Linked DNA regions of Mus musculus: region 1 is linked to region 2. Evidence: chromatin loops called from intact Hi-C (ENCODE). Cell type or tissue: left cerebral cortex. All regions are shown on one strand.

Region 1 (8,000 bases), 220 kb after region 2:
GTGGGCCTTGATGAACAGAGACATTCTATGGTTTTAGACATTTATTGTAGAAATGCAGGAAGAAAGAGAGAAGGTAGAAAGAGAGAGACCACCATCCATGGCCATGTGGAGAGAAGGGGGAAGGAAAAAAGAGAAGGAGGGCTAGAGAGGAGAGTGAGAAAGGTGAGAGCTTAAAGAGAGTGAGGAGGGGCCAAGCAGCTCCTTTTATATTTGGCTGAACTATCTTACTGTTCCAGGTAACTATGGGGAGGAGCATACCTAGCTATAGTCAGGTAACTATGAGGGTGGAATCTAACCAGAATGCCAGGAGCTTGGGACATTGTCTGTGTAATTTATAGTCACAGAATTATGGAGTTGGGGCCTCTGTGATGTCAGGCACCTGTCTCTGGGAATGTGGCTTGGTGTTCTGTCCCATGCAGAGTTTTCTACTAGGTCTCTGGAGCAAGCCTCATTCAACCAAAATAGGCTGCCTATCACAGCCCCACACTTTCCTATCTTTAATCCTCTCTTCTCTGTCAGAGGCTGGTCAACGCATGCTGGTAGACTCTGGCACAAGACACTAACAGCAATAATTGATCAATGGGACCTCATGAAACTGGAAAGATTCTGTAAAGCAAAGGGATACCATCAATAGGGTAAAACAGCAATCTAAAGAATGGGAAAAGAGAACTGAAGAAATGGCTCAGCAGTTAAGAGCACTGACTGCTCTTCCAAAGGTCCTGACTTCAATTTCCACAACCCCATGGTGGCTCACGACTATCTCTAATGGGATTTGATGCCCTGTTCTGGTGTGTCTGAAGACAGCTACAGTGTACTCACATATATATGATAAATAAGTAAATCTTTAAAATATACATAATATATGAGAATTGCTTAAGAAAAAAAAAGAATTGGAAAAGATCCTCACCAAACCTTATTCTGACACAGGGCTAACTTCCAAGATACATAAAGATCTCAAGAAACTAGATATCAATAAATCAAATAACCCAATTAAAAAAAAAAGAAGGAAAACAGATCTAAACAGATTTCTCAACAGAGGAATCTCAAATAGCTGAGAAACACTAAAGAAATGGTCAACATCCTTGGCCATCAGGGAAATGCAAATCAAAATAACTCTGAGGTTCCATCGTACACCCATCAGAATGGTTTAAATCAAAAACACAAGTGCCAGCACATGCTGGCAAGAATGTGAAACAAGAGAATGCCTCCATTGCTGGTGGGAGTGCAAACTTGTATAGCCACTTTGGAAATCAATATGGCAGTTTCTCAGAAATATGGAAATCACCCTACCTCAAGACCCAGCTATACAACTCTTGGGCATATATCCAGAGGATGCTCCATTATACAACAATGGCACCTGTTCAATATTTTCTTATTTTCATAGCAGCTTTACTCATAGTAGCCCAAAACTGGAAACAACCTAGTTGTCTCTCAAACAAAGAATGGATAAAGAAAATGTGATACATATACACAACAGTATATTATTCAGCTATTAAAAAGAATGACATCAGTGAGACAGTGGTGGCCCATGCCTTAATCCCAGCACATGCGATGCAGAAGCAGGCAGATTTCTGAGTTTGAGGCCAGCCTAGTCTACCGAGTAAGATTCAGGACATCCAGGGATACACGGAGAAACCCCGTCTCAAAAAACAAAAAACAAAAAAAGACATCATGAGGTTTTCAGGCAAATGGATAGAACTAGAAATATCATCCTGAGTAAGGTAACTCAAAACCAGAAAGACAAACATGGTATATATGCACTTATAAGTGGACATTAGCTATAAAGGATAGCTATGCTACAACCCACAGACCCACAGAAGCTAAGTAATAGGGAGGACACAAGGTGTGGATATTTTAATCTACCTAAAAAGGGGGAATAGAATAATCATAGTGGGTAGAAGGAATTCAGGAGAGGGAACAGGAGGGATAATGTCTGGGGTAGGATAAAGAAAGAGAGTATAGGGAGAGACAACTGAAATTGGAGGGGGAAGGTATCTTAGAGATGAGCTAGAAACCTCATGCAATGGAAACTCCCAGGAATCTACATGGGTGTTTCTAGCTAAGAATCCTAGCAATGGGGGATATGAAGCCTGAATCAGCCATTTTCTGTAACCAAACAAGACTTCCAGTGAAGGGATTGAGACACCAACCCAGCTACAAAACCTTCAGCCTACAATTTGTCCTGCCTACAAGATGTGCTTGGGTAAAGGTAGTGCAGAAATTCTGGGAATGGCCATATAATGACTGGTCCAGCCTGAGACCCACAACATGAGAAGGAGCCTATCCTGACGCTGGAGGGCCTGTAGAAGAAGTACTTTGTGCAATGTGTAGAAACAGTCACCTGTCAATAAAAAGCCTGTTGGCCTATAAGCTTAGGCAGAAAACAGAAGGTGGAACATCCAGGCGAAAGATTGGATTCTGGAAGAGAGCCAAACATGAGAGGATTCACCCCAGGGACACTAAGAAGGACAAACATATGAACCTGAGCAGAGGTAACCAGCCATGTGTCTTAACAAAGAATAAGATAAATAGGTTATTAGGTTATGAGATAGTGGCTATATGGCCTAGGTATTTGTAAATATTTTATGTCTAAGAGTCATTATTCTATAAGCTGGATGCTGGAAGGAAAAAGCATGAGTTTACAGAAAACACCTTACAAGGGTCAGGACCCAGAGGCTGGACAGCCCTAGACCTAGAATAGAACCAAACATTCAAACCAAAAAAAAAAAAAAAAAAAAAAAAGTCAATGAAATGGTTCTGCTATACTCATAGATTGGTGTCTGGCCCAATTGTCATCAGAGAGACTTCATCCAGAAAATAGTGATACAGAAGTTAGGTGGAGCTCAAGGAAGGATTGTAGGTGCCAGAGGGGTCAAAGACACCACAAGAAAAAAAAATCAGCTAATCTAAGCTCATAGTGTCTCACAGAGACTGAATCAACAACCAGGAAGCCTGAATGGGTCTGACCTAGATCTTCTGTATATATGTTACAGGTGTGTAGCTTGGTCTTTTACTGGGACTCTTTTTTATTGGATATTTTCCTTATTTACATTTCAAATGTTATCCTCTTTCCTGGTTTCTCCTCCAAAATACCCTACCCCTATCCCCTACCCTCTACCCCTGCTCACCAACCCACCCACCCCTGCTTCCTGGCCCAGGCATTCCCCAACACTGGGGCATCGAGCCTTCTTAGGACAAAGGGCCTCTCCTCCCACTGATGACCACCTAGGCCATCCTCAGCTGCATATGCAGCTGGAGCCATAAGTCCCTCTTTGGTTAGTGGATTCGTCCCTGGGAGCTGTGCGGGAACTGGCTAATTCATATTGTTGTTCCTTCTATGGGGCTGCAAACCCCTTCAGCTCCTTGGGTCCTTTCTCTAGCTCCTTCACTGGGGATCCTGTGCTCAGTCCAATGGATGGCTGTGAGCATCCACCTCTGTATGTGTGAGGCACTAGCAGAGCCTCTCAGGAGACACCTATATCAGGCTTCTGTCAGCAAGCACTTGTTGGCATCCACAACAGTGTCTGGGTTTGGTGACTGTAAATGGGATGGATCCCCAGGTAAGTCAGTCTTTAGATGGTCATTTCTTCAGTCTCCACTCAATACTTTGTCTCTGTAACTTCTTTCATGGGTGTTTTGTTCCCTGCTTCTAAGATGAATAGAAGTATCCACACTATGTTCTTCCTTCTTCTTGAGTTTCATGTGGTTTGTGAATTGTATCTTGGGTATTCTGAGCTTCTGGGCTTCTGGGCTTCTGGGCTAATATATCCACTTATCAGAGCTGTCTCTGACTCTTTTGCATGCTTTGGGCCCTTTTTGTCCTACTGGGTTGCCTTGTCCAGCCTTAATACATGGGGAGAGTCTAGTCTTACCGAAACTTAACATGACATATTTAGTTGCAATCCATAAGAGGCTTGCCCTTTTCTGAAGAGAAATGGAAAAGGAGTGGATGAAGGTAGGCAGAAGGGAGGTGACATGGATGAACTAAGAGAAGAGGGGGGAACTGTGGTGTGTGTGTGTGTGTGTGTGAACAACAATGACAAATGAAAAACCCTTGGAACAGTCCATACAAAACAAGGCACCCTGGGAGTTAGGGGGTGGATAACTCAACTAGTGGCAGAGAACAGGAAAGGGGAGAAGGTTAGAAGAGCATGTAGGAGAGAAAAAACAGCAAGTAAGAAGCAGGCTGAATCAGTAAACCACGGTCAGTTCCGTGAACAGCTGTGGGTGTGGTATGGGTTTTACATTTTTCTTTAATGATTTTTCCTTGCATTCAGCTTTCAGTATTATGTTTTCTTCCTCTACTGAGCTCAGACTTTCCATAACACACTAGTCAGTTGCATAACGTTCTTTAAAAGATTAATAATATAAATGTCCATTCTCCTTTTCAGTATTTTTGATCCCCCTGAAAGAGGGTGTCCAGCTGCAGGGAGTCCTTCATCTTTGATGCTCAGCTCTGACTCACTCCTGAGTCAGGCTCAGGCCCCACAACCTTTCCCTTGGGATTCAGAAACCAAGAAATAATCAGCTGGTAACCCAGGAGCCAACAGCAGCTGTGAGGTGGAGAGCCACATCTCCCACTCCGTGGGCTGCTTTTAGGTTAGTCATCCAGCTCAGATGCTTTGAAGGAGACATGAGAAGAATGCTGCTAATAAGAGAGGCAGGAAGTGAGGCACGGTGAGAATCCCACAGGCTTAGTTTGTTATCCTGGGAAGAGCTCACATGCCTGGAGATGGTGACTGTGCAAGCCACAGGGACAACTTAACATTCTTTAGTCTTTGGGTCAAACTGATTGCCATTTAACAGATATTTACAAAATTAGGATTAAATTCTCTACCTCATCTTCTGCTAAAAGTCAACCAGAATGCTCTAATATCAGTAACAAGAACCTAAACTCTCTCCACACATCCTATTTTCATTTACAGCCTTATGGACATCTATATTTTATTAAATGCCTCACATTCATCTTTGCATTGTGCCTTTGGTGAGTTTGTACTAGAGATATCTTCCTGTTCACCTCATCTATTCTTTTATCTAAGTTTACTCATCCATCAATATCCAATTCACACTTACCTTATTTTGTTCATCTAGTAGATGCTGATTAAGTACCAATTATAAAGAACACTGTCTAACTTTCAACCATGTCCTTAGGGCAAAGAAATGTCAGTTGTTAAATACAACCCTCAACTTTCTTTCACAAAAAAATCTCTTTGTTCTCCCAACTATAGTCTATTCCTGGGTACCAATATGTTCTAATTAAAGCCAAAATGATTTCCAGTATAATAAAGAATTTGGATGAAGCTCATCCCAATCCTAGAAGCAACCTATAGACTCTAAATTTCACAAGCAACAGTAGTGACTTTGTTACTTGGGATAGGCTCCAGGATTGTAGTTTGTAGCAGTAAAGAAACCCATGTGAGTGCTTCTATACCTTTGATGACAAGGTATTTTGGAACTGGGAATAGCCAGATGAAAGGTCATCACCTCAGTAGGGATTCGGTGTCCAGGTCTGAAGAGAGGAATGGTTAAATATTCAGTTCAGTCAGGAGTTGATCCTGTGCAACAGCATCCAGATCTGATCCTGTGCCACAGTACTACATACCCAAATACCACTGGAAAAGAGCTGGCCTCCCAAGAGTGTGGACATGCCTATGAACACAGGTAAGACCATCACTTCTGCTCTGACAGACCCGTCGGGTAGCCTTCAGGACATAGGAACCAAGGAGCAGCCTGGGACAGGATAGTTCCAGTTCCTGTCTATGGCCAGAACTGACCCTGTGCCACAGCTCTTCATATACAAATTCTTCCCAGAGAGAACTGGTCTCCTAAAAGTACAGATACAACATACAGGCTTGCAGGAGAAACAAGTCACAGTCAGAGACAGCAAGACCAGCTAGCACCAGAGATAACCAGATGGTGACAGGCAAGGACAAGAACATAAGCAACAGAAACCAAGGCTAATTGTCATCATCAGAACCCAGTTCTCCACCACAGAAAGTCCTGCATAACCAAACACACCAGAAAAATTAGACTCTGGTTTAAAATCACAATTCATGATGATGATAGAGGACTATAATAAGGACATAAATAACTCCCTTAAAGAAATACAGGAGAAGTCAGATAAACAGCAAGAAGCCCTTAAAGAGGAGACAAAAAATCCTTTAAAGAATTGCAGGAAAACATAACCAAACAGGTGAAAGAATTGAACAAAACCATCCAGGATCTAAAAATGGAAATGAAAACAGTAAAGAAATCACAAAGGGAAACAACCCTGGAGACAGAAAACACAGGAAAGAGGTCAGGAGTCATAGATGAAAGCATCACCAACAGAATACAAGAGATAAAAGTGTGGAAGATACCATAGAAAACATTGACACAATAGTCAAAGAAAATGCAAAATGCAAAAAGCTCCTAACCCAAAACATCCAGGAAATCCAGGACACAATAAGAAGGTCAAACCTAAGGATAATAGTATAGAAGAGAGTGAAGATTCCCAACTTAAAGGGCCAGTAAATATCTTCAACAAAATTATAGAAGAAAAATTACTTAGCCTAAAAAAAGAGATGCCCATAAACATAGAAGCCTACATATCTCCAAATACATTGGATCAGAAAAAAAAATTTCCTCCATCACATAATAGTCAATACACCAAATGCACAAAACAAAGAAAGAATATTAAAAGCAATAAGGGAAAAAGGTCAAGTAACATATAAAGGCAAACCTATCAGAATTACACCAGACTTCTCAACAGAGACTATGAAAGCTAGAATATCCTGGGTAGATGTCATACAGACGCTAAGAGAACACAAATGCCAGCCCAGGCTACTACACCCAACAAAACTCTCATTAACCATACATGGAAAAACCATGATATTCCATGACAAAACCAAATTTACACAATATCTTTCCACAAATCTAGTCCTACAAGAGATGATAGATGGGAAACTGAACATAAGAAGGGAAACTACACCTTGGAAAAGGCAAATAAGTAATTTTTCAAAAAACTTAAAAAAAGATAACCACACAAATACAATTCCACATCTAACAAACAAACAAAAAGATAACAGGAAGCCACAATCACTATTCATTTTTTCCCCAGACCAAATCATACTTTATTTTTCTTTTTTTTTAATTAGGTATTTTCTTCATTTACATTTCAAATGCTATCCCAAAAGTCCCCCATACCCCCCCCCACTCCCCTACCCACCAACTCGCACTTCTTGGCCCTGGTGTTCCCCTGTTCTGAGGCATATAAAGTTTGGAAGACCAAGGGGTCTTTCTCCCCAATGATGGCCTATTAGGCCATCTTCTGCTACATATGCATCTAGAGACACGAGCTCCGGGGGTACTGGTTAGTACATATTATTGTTCCACCAATAGGGTTGCGGACCCCTTTAGCTCCTTGGGTACTTTCTCTAGCTCCTTCATTGGGGGCCCTGTGTTCCATCCAATATCTGACTGTGAGCATTCACTTCTGTGTTTGCCAGGCACCATAGCCTCACAAAAGACAGCTATATCAGGGTCCTTTCAGCAAAATCTTGCTGGTGTATGCAATGGTGTCAGAGTTTGGATGCTGATTATGGGAATAGAATTGAAGATCCAGATATTAACCCACACATCTATGGTCACTTGATCTTTGACAAGGGAGCTAAAATCATCAGAGGAAAAAAGACAGCATTTTCAACAAATGGTACTGGCACAACTGGCAGTTATCATGTAGAAGAATGCAAATTGATCCATTCATATCTCCTTGTACTAAGGTCAGATCTAAATGGATCAAAGAACTCCACATAAAACCAGAGACAGTGAAACTTATAGAGGAGAAAGTGGGAAAAAACCTCGAAGATATGGGCACAGTGGAAAAATTCCTGAATAGGACAGCAATGGCTTGTGCTGTAAGCTTGAGAATTGACAAATGGGACCTCATAAAATTGCAAAGCTTCTGTAAGGCAAAAGACGCCATCAATAAGACAAAAAGGCCACCAACAGATTGGGAAAGG
Region 2 (8,000 bases):
TGCCTGTCCTTGTATGCAGCATCTTTACCTTCATACAAGTTAATCTCCTTATCACACTTATATTTACTGTATGGGGGATGGGTACACAGTGGCATGCATGTGAAGGTCTTGTAGGAGACGCGAGATATGCATGAGACAACTTGCAAGAGTTGGTTCTCCACTTCACTGAGTTGGATCAAACTCAGGTCCTTAGGCTTAGCAAGAACCTTTTCCTATGGAGCTACCATGACAGCCTCAAATGACACTTTCTTGTCAGTTAAAAACCAAGCTCTTTTTCTAATCATTTTCTGTGGTGTTTGGTCATTACTGAGGATGGCTTCTGATGGAAATTATCCTTTCTCTGGGTGTGAAAGGAGCAGCATCAGAAAGCCTGACTCTGAAGACACTACATTGAGTTAGCCTTTGGAGTTACTTGTGACTAGGCCAATCTCTTTCCTCATTCTGACTTAGATGGTCTTTATGTGAAGCTAGGAGAGGTATGTTTTAAGTCTCCCCATTAATTCTAACATGCAACCATGGTTGAACACTATTACTCTAGTTTGAATGGACTTAAATATTTTTTCAATTTTCTTTTTATTATTTCTTTGAAGGGCCTCTAGGGTCACCTCAGTTGCAACTCAAAGTTCAGTCCTTATGTCGCCAGCAAGCAATCACCTGGAAGCTTGCCTGACTACTAAATCAAAATCTACTTAACAGGATTCGCCACGTAATTCAAATTCACTACAAGATGTTAGAAATATTGAATTCCCATGAGAAGTGCCTGGAAAACTCATTATAAGCAATACTAGTTGTTTCCTCTAGAGCCACACAAAATATCAGGCTCTGGGAAGGGTCTAGGGAGCAAGATTTAAGTATTCTTGTGTAACTGGTCAGGCAAAGGCCTGAGGCCTGGGACCTGCTTACTTAGGCTAGTATACACCACTCACTCCTTGCTTCTGCTCAGCTCCCGCCTCATAACCCTCCAATTATTACTTTGTAATATTAAATACAATGGTGACACAAGAATATTTTTTTTATTTTTTTTCCATTGTACATGCACACTTGCAAGTATTTATGCCACTTAGGAACAGGGAAATAATCACATTATTACCAGGATATCAAATTATCAACTACAGAAACTAATGAAAAGATTATGTTGTATTTGATTATTTTCACAGAACACAGCAACCCTAACAGTCCATACAAGTCTCTATGTTACAAAGGAGAAAAGGGTCTCAAGTGCCTTACATCAGGGTCATAGGCAGATTTACAACATAATGGTCTCTTCTTTTGTATCTGTGGCAGAATATCCTCACCAATGCTCTTTTGAGTTCCACTAATTGTGAAGACTCATTTATGAGTCCCACTTCTAAAAATATCATCAGTTCACACAAAATTCACATTAGTGGAGTTATTGTGATCATGAGAGTGCACATTTCAGCTCAATGCCCCAGTCTCCCAAAGTAGATCCAGCTGCACTGGTATATGCACTTGGACTTTCACGAAAAATGCAGGAGGAAGAAGATACAGATGACATTAGGTTACTCATTGCTTCTAGCTACAAGGTACACAGGGTCCAGGCACCACTTTCTTCACTCTTATTTTTTGGAAATTTACATAATAAATAGCAAAAGCAAACTTATACAGCTCTGTTTTCCTCATTAGACAAAAATACAAAATGTGGTAAGATTTTAGAGGACAAATACTCAGCATTTAGCATAATCTTACACACTTTAGGATGTAACTTCTACCCAATATAGTAACATTACTTTTGGTTTGTTTCTGTAATTACAAAAAAAAAAAAAAAAAAAAGAAATTAACTAACGATGATGAAGACTGCCCAGAACTCTGAATCCATCCTTGACCTGGCATCTTGTTTACATACACCTTTAACTCTCCCATCCCAACCCTGAGTAAGGTCTCTTCTGTCACCTTCATCACTAAGAGATAGGATAACTATCTCTGCAGCATCACAATGCATTTCTATCAAGTTTTACTGACCCACTCAATACCAGGTTCATACCTATCTTGCCCTGATTCCCTTGCCTATTTTCTCAAGGACCCCCTCACAAAGGTAAGAATGAAGTCTTCCATACCAGCATGGGGGCTGGCTTACAGAGTTCTACTTTCCAAAGAAGATAAGTCAGAACACAGACAAACTTTGGTAGAGATGGTCCAGCTCAGCCTGCACACTTACCAGAAATATCTAGAACAGGTTCTGCCTGTCCTGTCCCCAGTAACACCTTGGGATTCTTCCATAGTGAGTACATTTGGGCTAAGAAACAAAGATAGCAAAGCACTACTGAGTGGGAAAGCTGGGGGCTGGGGACCCCAGTGGCATAGGCTATCAAATGAGACAAAAGGAAGAAGCCCCTGGGACTTAAAAAGAAACAGACAGAAGACACAAGAGACCACAACACTGCTGCCTTAGGGTTTCTAATTCTAGCAGATGCATACAACTTTAGAACTACTGAACAAAGCCAGGATTCAGGACCTATGTCTGACCATAGACTCTCTTGAGACCTTTTGGTTTTTCTTTATCCTATCTCAGCCTACTACATGAGTGTGCAAAGGAAGCCTCTTTCTGCCTCCCTAACTGTATGTAGAAAAGTCTGGTTGATGATTTTTTTTTTGTCTGCACTGTGATGCTATTTTAAAAGGCTGGGAGAGGGTTCATAAGGAGAGTAGGAAGTCCCAAGGTAGGTTGATAGGGAAGGAGACTAAGTTGCATGAAGGTGTGACGTAAACATGGGCATAGAAATGAAAAATCTCTCTTCCTCAAAATTCCTTCTTGTCCCTTCTTAGCAAGGAATAAGGAATAAGAGAAATGGCACAGATACCCAGTTGATAAAGATGTGGTCCAAAGCTCTACCCTTCTCAGGGCTCACAACATGAGAGCAACAAGCATATGTTCACAAATGCCAGGCTGCCCACCAATCTGACAAGCAGTAGGTTTTCTAAAGTCTGGGGAAGGTGGGTTTGTAGCTCATGCATTGGGAAGGTACCTGGGTCCATAGGCAGTTCTTGAGGTCTTTGATAAGCAAGATGGAGCCAATAACACCCACCTAGCCAACAGTCAATGGACTGACTGCAGTCAGGCATAGCCAGACCATGATGAGGGTTCACTAGCAGGCTGTCTATGAGGCAAGAAGAGATGTATGATGTGAACAGAACATATTCTTGTTTTCCCTTGTCCTCATCCACACCAGTAGTCTGCTGGACCTAGGCTGAAGTGGGAAACAAAATAGGAAGAACCTTGGTTGATGTCTCCATACCCACAGAATAAAAGCACTGGCTTCATTTTGTGATAGCAATAGAAAAATCTTGCCACTGATAACATGCATGCTTAAAATGGACACAAAGCCCAGCTGACTGGCCATGAAGTAGCATAGCTTGAATATCCATCTGGACAATGACTCAGAATGTCCAGGTGAAAGGAAAGTGGGAAGAGCCAGAGCCAAGAACAGGGACTGGATAGTGTAGAGAAAGTCATATATCAGAAGTGATTGATACACAAACAGTGAGAATGTCACACATGCAACACTATTGTGACAAGGTGAGGTCATGGGGAAGCAGAGAATATTATCACAAATGTCACATTCTTGAAGATAAGTCCAAAGTGGCTACCATGTATGGTATGAACAGAAGGCAGACAACCAAACCCACGTGGTCAGCCTAACAGGTCCAGCAAGAGGTGGTAGGGAGATCTGTGTCGGATCAGTTGGGCTGCCTCACTGCAGGTGCAGGGCTCAGTTTTGCTGGACCTGGCCTTTCTTCCTTTCCTTTCTCTCCACGGGCTTCTTCACTGATCAGGTAGTACTGTAGAGGATTGGGCCACAGGTCCTCATTAATTATCTCAACAATCTTGTCAGACTCAATAGAGCTGTGATTTGAAAACCACCCAAAGAAGCTACCATTGTTTTCTGGGTTTTCCTTGCTTAGGGATTGTAGATCATGGCCTGGGAGCCACTGGATTGGAGCTGAACGAGACACCACTTGACCGGATGGACCACAGCCATATTCCTTAATGAGCACCTTGTTTTGGAAATAGGGGTTTCGGCCAAAGTAGAACTTGATTTTGTAGCCCAACCTGGCAAGGCCAAGTTCTTCCACCTCCAGTCTGTTCAAATAGCTCAATACCTCCTTATCTTTGGTATTCAGAAAAGCTGACAGCTGGGGATGGTTCTGAAAAGCTTGCCCCCAGAAGCCCGGAATGCTCTGGATGAGGAGGTTCCGGCGCTCTAAGTGGTGAAGTCGCAACTGGCCAAACTTGCGTGAAAGCCTGAGATATGCCCTGTCAGCCTGTGCATTCATGGTCTCTAGCTTTAGCTGGACCGTCTCTAGGGTATCCATGCTGCCCACTGTCGCGGGAGACCCTGCCCCAGCATGCTTCTCTGTCATCTTTTTTTCCTCCCCCACTGGAGCAGCGGCGCACAACCCCGCAGAGGCCATCTTCGGCTTCCCACTAACTGTGGCCTGAGGTCCCCTCCCCGTGGCGCTCCGAGTATCTGGGGCCTTCCTCCCGGGGACTCGCCGATTTCCAATGCGGGAGCCGCGTCGCAGCTTCGCCAAGGCTCCCACGGTTCCCACGAAGCTGGTGTCGCTGGTCAGGCGCTCGGCGAGGGAACGGGCCCTCTCCAGGTCCGGATCAGGGGCCGCCAGCCCGCGCTCGTCTGCAGCCCGAGCCCGCAACGCCAGGCCGCAGTCCAGCGGGAGGCGGCAGGCCGCCTCTTCCCGCAGCTCGGCTGGTTCGGCGCCTCCTTGAGCTGCGCCGGCCTGCACCTGCGCGGCCGCGGAGTCCTCCCCGAGCCGCGGGCTCTGTGGTGGCTTTTCGTCGTGCCAGGCGTCTTCCGCAGCGGCCCGGACCCGGGCTCTGGCCCGGCCTTTGCCCCGGCCTTTGGCGCGGGAAGACTTTCGACCCCTACTCCGTCCGCTCATGGTGCCAGAGAACAAGGTTTCAAAGCCGCTACCAGCCCAGGGTCTCTACGAAGCTGGCCTCTCCATGGCAACCGTGACGTCACCACGGCAGGACCCACTGCACCCAGTGATTGGCTCCGCTCAGCGGCTGCGTACCAGCCCACCCTCACATGCTACACGCCCTTAGTCTTATTTTGCAGTTAGAAAGTTAGTTTCCACCTGTGCTTGGCCTTGGTAGTGTTGCTGACTCATCTCCTATCATTGATAGCAAGCGTGTCCCCAGGGGTTCATAAGACAGAGCCATTGCTCCTACAGTGACATCGTAAAGGCACCCACTACCGTCTCCATCAATTTTCTAAGTATTTTTCCTCTTCTGTTATTTTCTGTGACATCTCTCATAATTAATTGGTCATCGGCATGTCTGTCTCATTACATAATTATTCTACTGTAAGATTTGTCCCAACGATTCAACTCTAGGGAATGTGAAAGCCAGAACCATAATATTTATGTAAAATGACTTAGAAAGAATAAAAAAGTAACATACAAGGCATTTTACTGAATACTAATTTTACATTATCTCTGTTCTTGAAGGAGGTATTCTTGTTCCCAGTTTCCTGATAAAATGGCAACTGAGGGCTGGTGTTAGTTACATCTCAGTGATAAAACAGTTACTCAGCATGTGGGAAGTCCTGGATTCAGTCCTTAGTGAGGAGGAGGATTCAGTCCTTAGTGAGGAGGAGGAAGAGCAGGTGGAGAGGAGAGGGATACTAAGGAACATTCTGGAGACTATACAGCGAAGGAGAAAAAGGCTTGGCCTAATTATGTTACCATGCTACCATAATCTGTTGGCCCTTTGCAAATGGCTATGGTGACTCCTAAGCTGTTCAGCATGTTAACAAATTCCAAACTCCTTGCCTAGGCACAAATCCTCCAGCTGCCTCAGGTCTACACAGAGTAACGCTGTGAATCCCAGTCCAGAGCCAGAAATAACAGGCCTGAGTCCAAGCTCCTGTAATTGGGATAGGACACACATAGAATAAAAATACCATTCTAGGAGTAGAGAAGGATTTCCAGGTGAGATTTTTGAGACAGAGGGTTTACAGGAGTAGTGAGGGAGGGAGCCCTAGAAATTTTTCATAGCCTACAGAGAATCAGCCAGAAAACCTGTCTGGCACTCCTAAAGAAACCTCATATCCTATAGCAGGGCTACAGCACCATGAGTACTGAGGGAATGCATGACAAATGTGAAGAGAAACTTTCTGAGTGGATCTTCCAGGTTCAAACACCACAACACCCTTGCAGTGAAAAACAGAGAAGTAAGCCTAGCCGTTGGGCAGGATATGGAAGCTTGCTCAAGGTGCACAAGAACTACTAGATCAGCAACTAAATGTTAACAAGCTCTCGGCCAGCTTTTATTTTTATTTATTTTAGATATTTTCTTTATTTACATTTAAAATGTTATACCCTTTCCTTGTTTCCCCCTATCCCATCCCTCCTACCCACCTGCTTACCAGCCCACCCACTCCTGCTTCCCTATTCTGGCATTGAATTCTTCCCTACACTGGGGCATTGAATTTTCACAGGACCAAGGGTCTCTCTTCCCATTGATATGCCACAGGGCCATCCTCGGCTACATATGCAGCTGGAGCCATGGGTCTGTCCATGTATACTCTTTGGTTGGTGGTTTAGTCCCTGGAAACTCTGGGGGTACTGGTTGGTTCATATTGTTGTTCCTCCTATGGGGCTGCAAACCCCTTCAGCTCCTTGGGTACTTTCCCTAGCTCCTTCATTGTGGATCCTGTGCTCAGTCCAATAGTTGGCTGAGAACATCCACCTCTGTGTTTGTCAGGCACTGGCAGAGCCTCTCAGATATATGGAGCTCCTGCCAGCAAGTACTTGTTGGAATCCACAATAGTGTCTAGATTTGGTAACTGTATATGGGATGCATCCCCAGGTGGGGCAGTCTCTGGATTGTCTTTCCTTCAGTCTCTGCTCCATACTTTATCTCTGTATCTCCCTACATGGGCATTTTGCTCCTTAGGCAGCTTTTATACACATTAAATTTTAAGTGTAGAAGCCGGGGTTGGGGAGGTTGCTCTGAAACTAAGTAATAACTGTAACTAACCAATACATGTGAGTTCTAACTTTCTCAAAAGGCCTGCAGTTGCCTGCAAAGCTCCAGCTCTGACAGGTTTCCCCTCTAACCTTCTGTCCTATGCTTTCTCCAATACTCTGGTCTCCTGCCTCAGAACCTTTATTCTGGTGCTTCCTTCAAGTGCTCAGTCTACCACATGTGGTCTGAGGCCCTATACACTTAAATTTCTCACTATTAAAGCCAACACGTGTGAAATGGTCAACTCTTTTCCATTTATGCTTTTTATTTTTTTGTCTCCCATCATACCTATCAACTTCCTACACTCTGCCAGTAGTTTGGGGGTTTTATATATAAACTTTAAAGAATACACATTTTTTTAGTTTGTGTGTGTGTGTGTGTGTGTGTGTGTGTGTGTGTGTGTGTGTGTTAGTGTAATTGTAACAGTGCAGGTGTGGAAGTCAGAAGACAATTTTGGGGAGTAGGCTCTCTTGAGTTTGAGTCTTTCTTATTGTTTTTATTGCTCTGTGTACTCTGTGTCTTTCCAGAGTTTCTGGACATTTCTCCTATCTCTGCCTCCCATCTCACCATAGGCATACTGAGATTGCAGATGCAGTGCAAGACACTGCACAGAGTGTCTGGTATTGTTTGTTTGTTTGTTTGTTTGTTTGTGTTTATGTGTGTTCCATGGGTTGAACTCAGGTGGTCAGGCTAGCACAGCTGAGTCATCTTAGGGACCCATGGTTTATTGTTTGTCTCCTCTCCAGAATGTCACCTCCATGAACAAATGGTCTCTGTTATGTTCACCGTATCTTCAGTTTCTGCATACAAATGACACTTAATCATTGATTCAAAAGGATCAACTTCAGCAGAGTTTTAAAAGAAAGTCTATAATTGAGGTGTTAAATTCAAAATACTCCCTTTTCTCCACAGAAGCAAAGCTATTGGTAAAAGCTATCTTCTTAAATCAATCTGTGGGAACATATTAAACTCTACATTTGACTAAAACTCT

The links. Hi-C counts contacts between places; a loop is a spot of excess contacts. Peaks named below come from ENCODE experiments on the same cell type or tissue, not always from the same donor. Only the 100,000 strongest peaks of a DNase experiment are listed, where the experiment ranks them.
Region 1: it touches region 2 in a loop (2.6-fold over the local background); 2 of 42 quality-filtered maps call a loop at or near these places.

The regions. Positions count from the first base shown.
Region 1 is chr15:33,902,728-33,910,727 of GRCm38, forward strand. No RefSeq gene overlaps it. Among named protein-coding and RNA genes, the nearest start is that of Gm41290, 130 kb to the right of the region's middle. In left cerebral cortex, no CTCF peak of the experiment used is centred here; a DNase peak (open chromatin) is centred at 4,598; H3K27ac peaks cover 297 bases.
Region 2 is chr15:33,682,881-33,690,880 of GRCm38, forward strand. Tspyl5 (testis-specific protein, Y-encoded-like 5) reads right to left here and starts at 5,003. Exons shown (of 1, transcript NM_001085421.1): 1 at 995-5,003. The coding sequence starts at 4,917. The coding sequence ends at 3,697. In left cerebral cortex, no CTCF peak of the experiment used is centred here; DNase peaks (open chromatin) are centred at 4,510, 5,005 and 5,589; H3K4me3 peaks cover 1,886 bases; H3K27ac peaks cover 1,900 bases.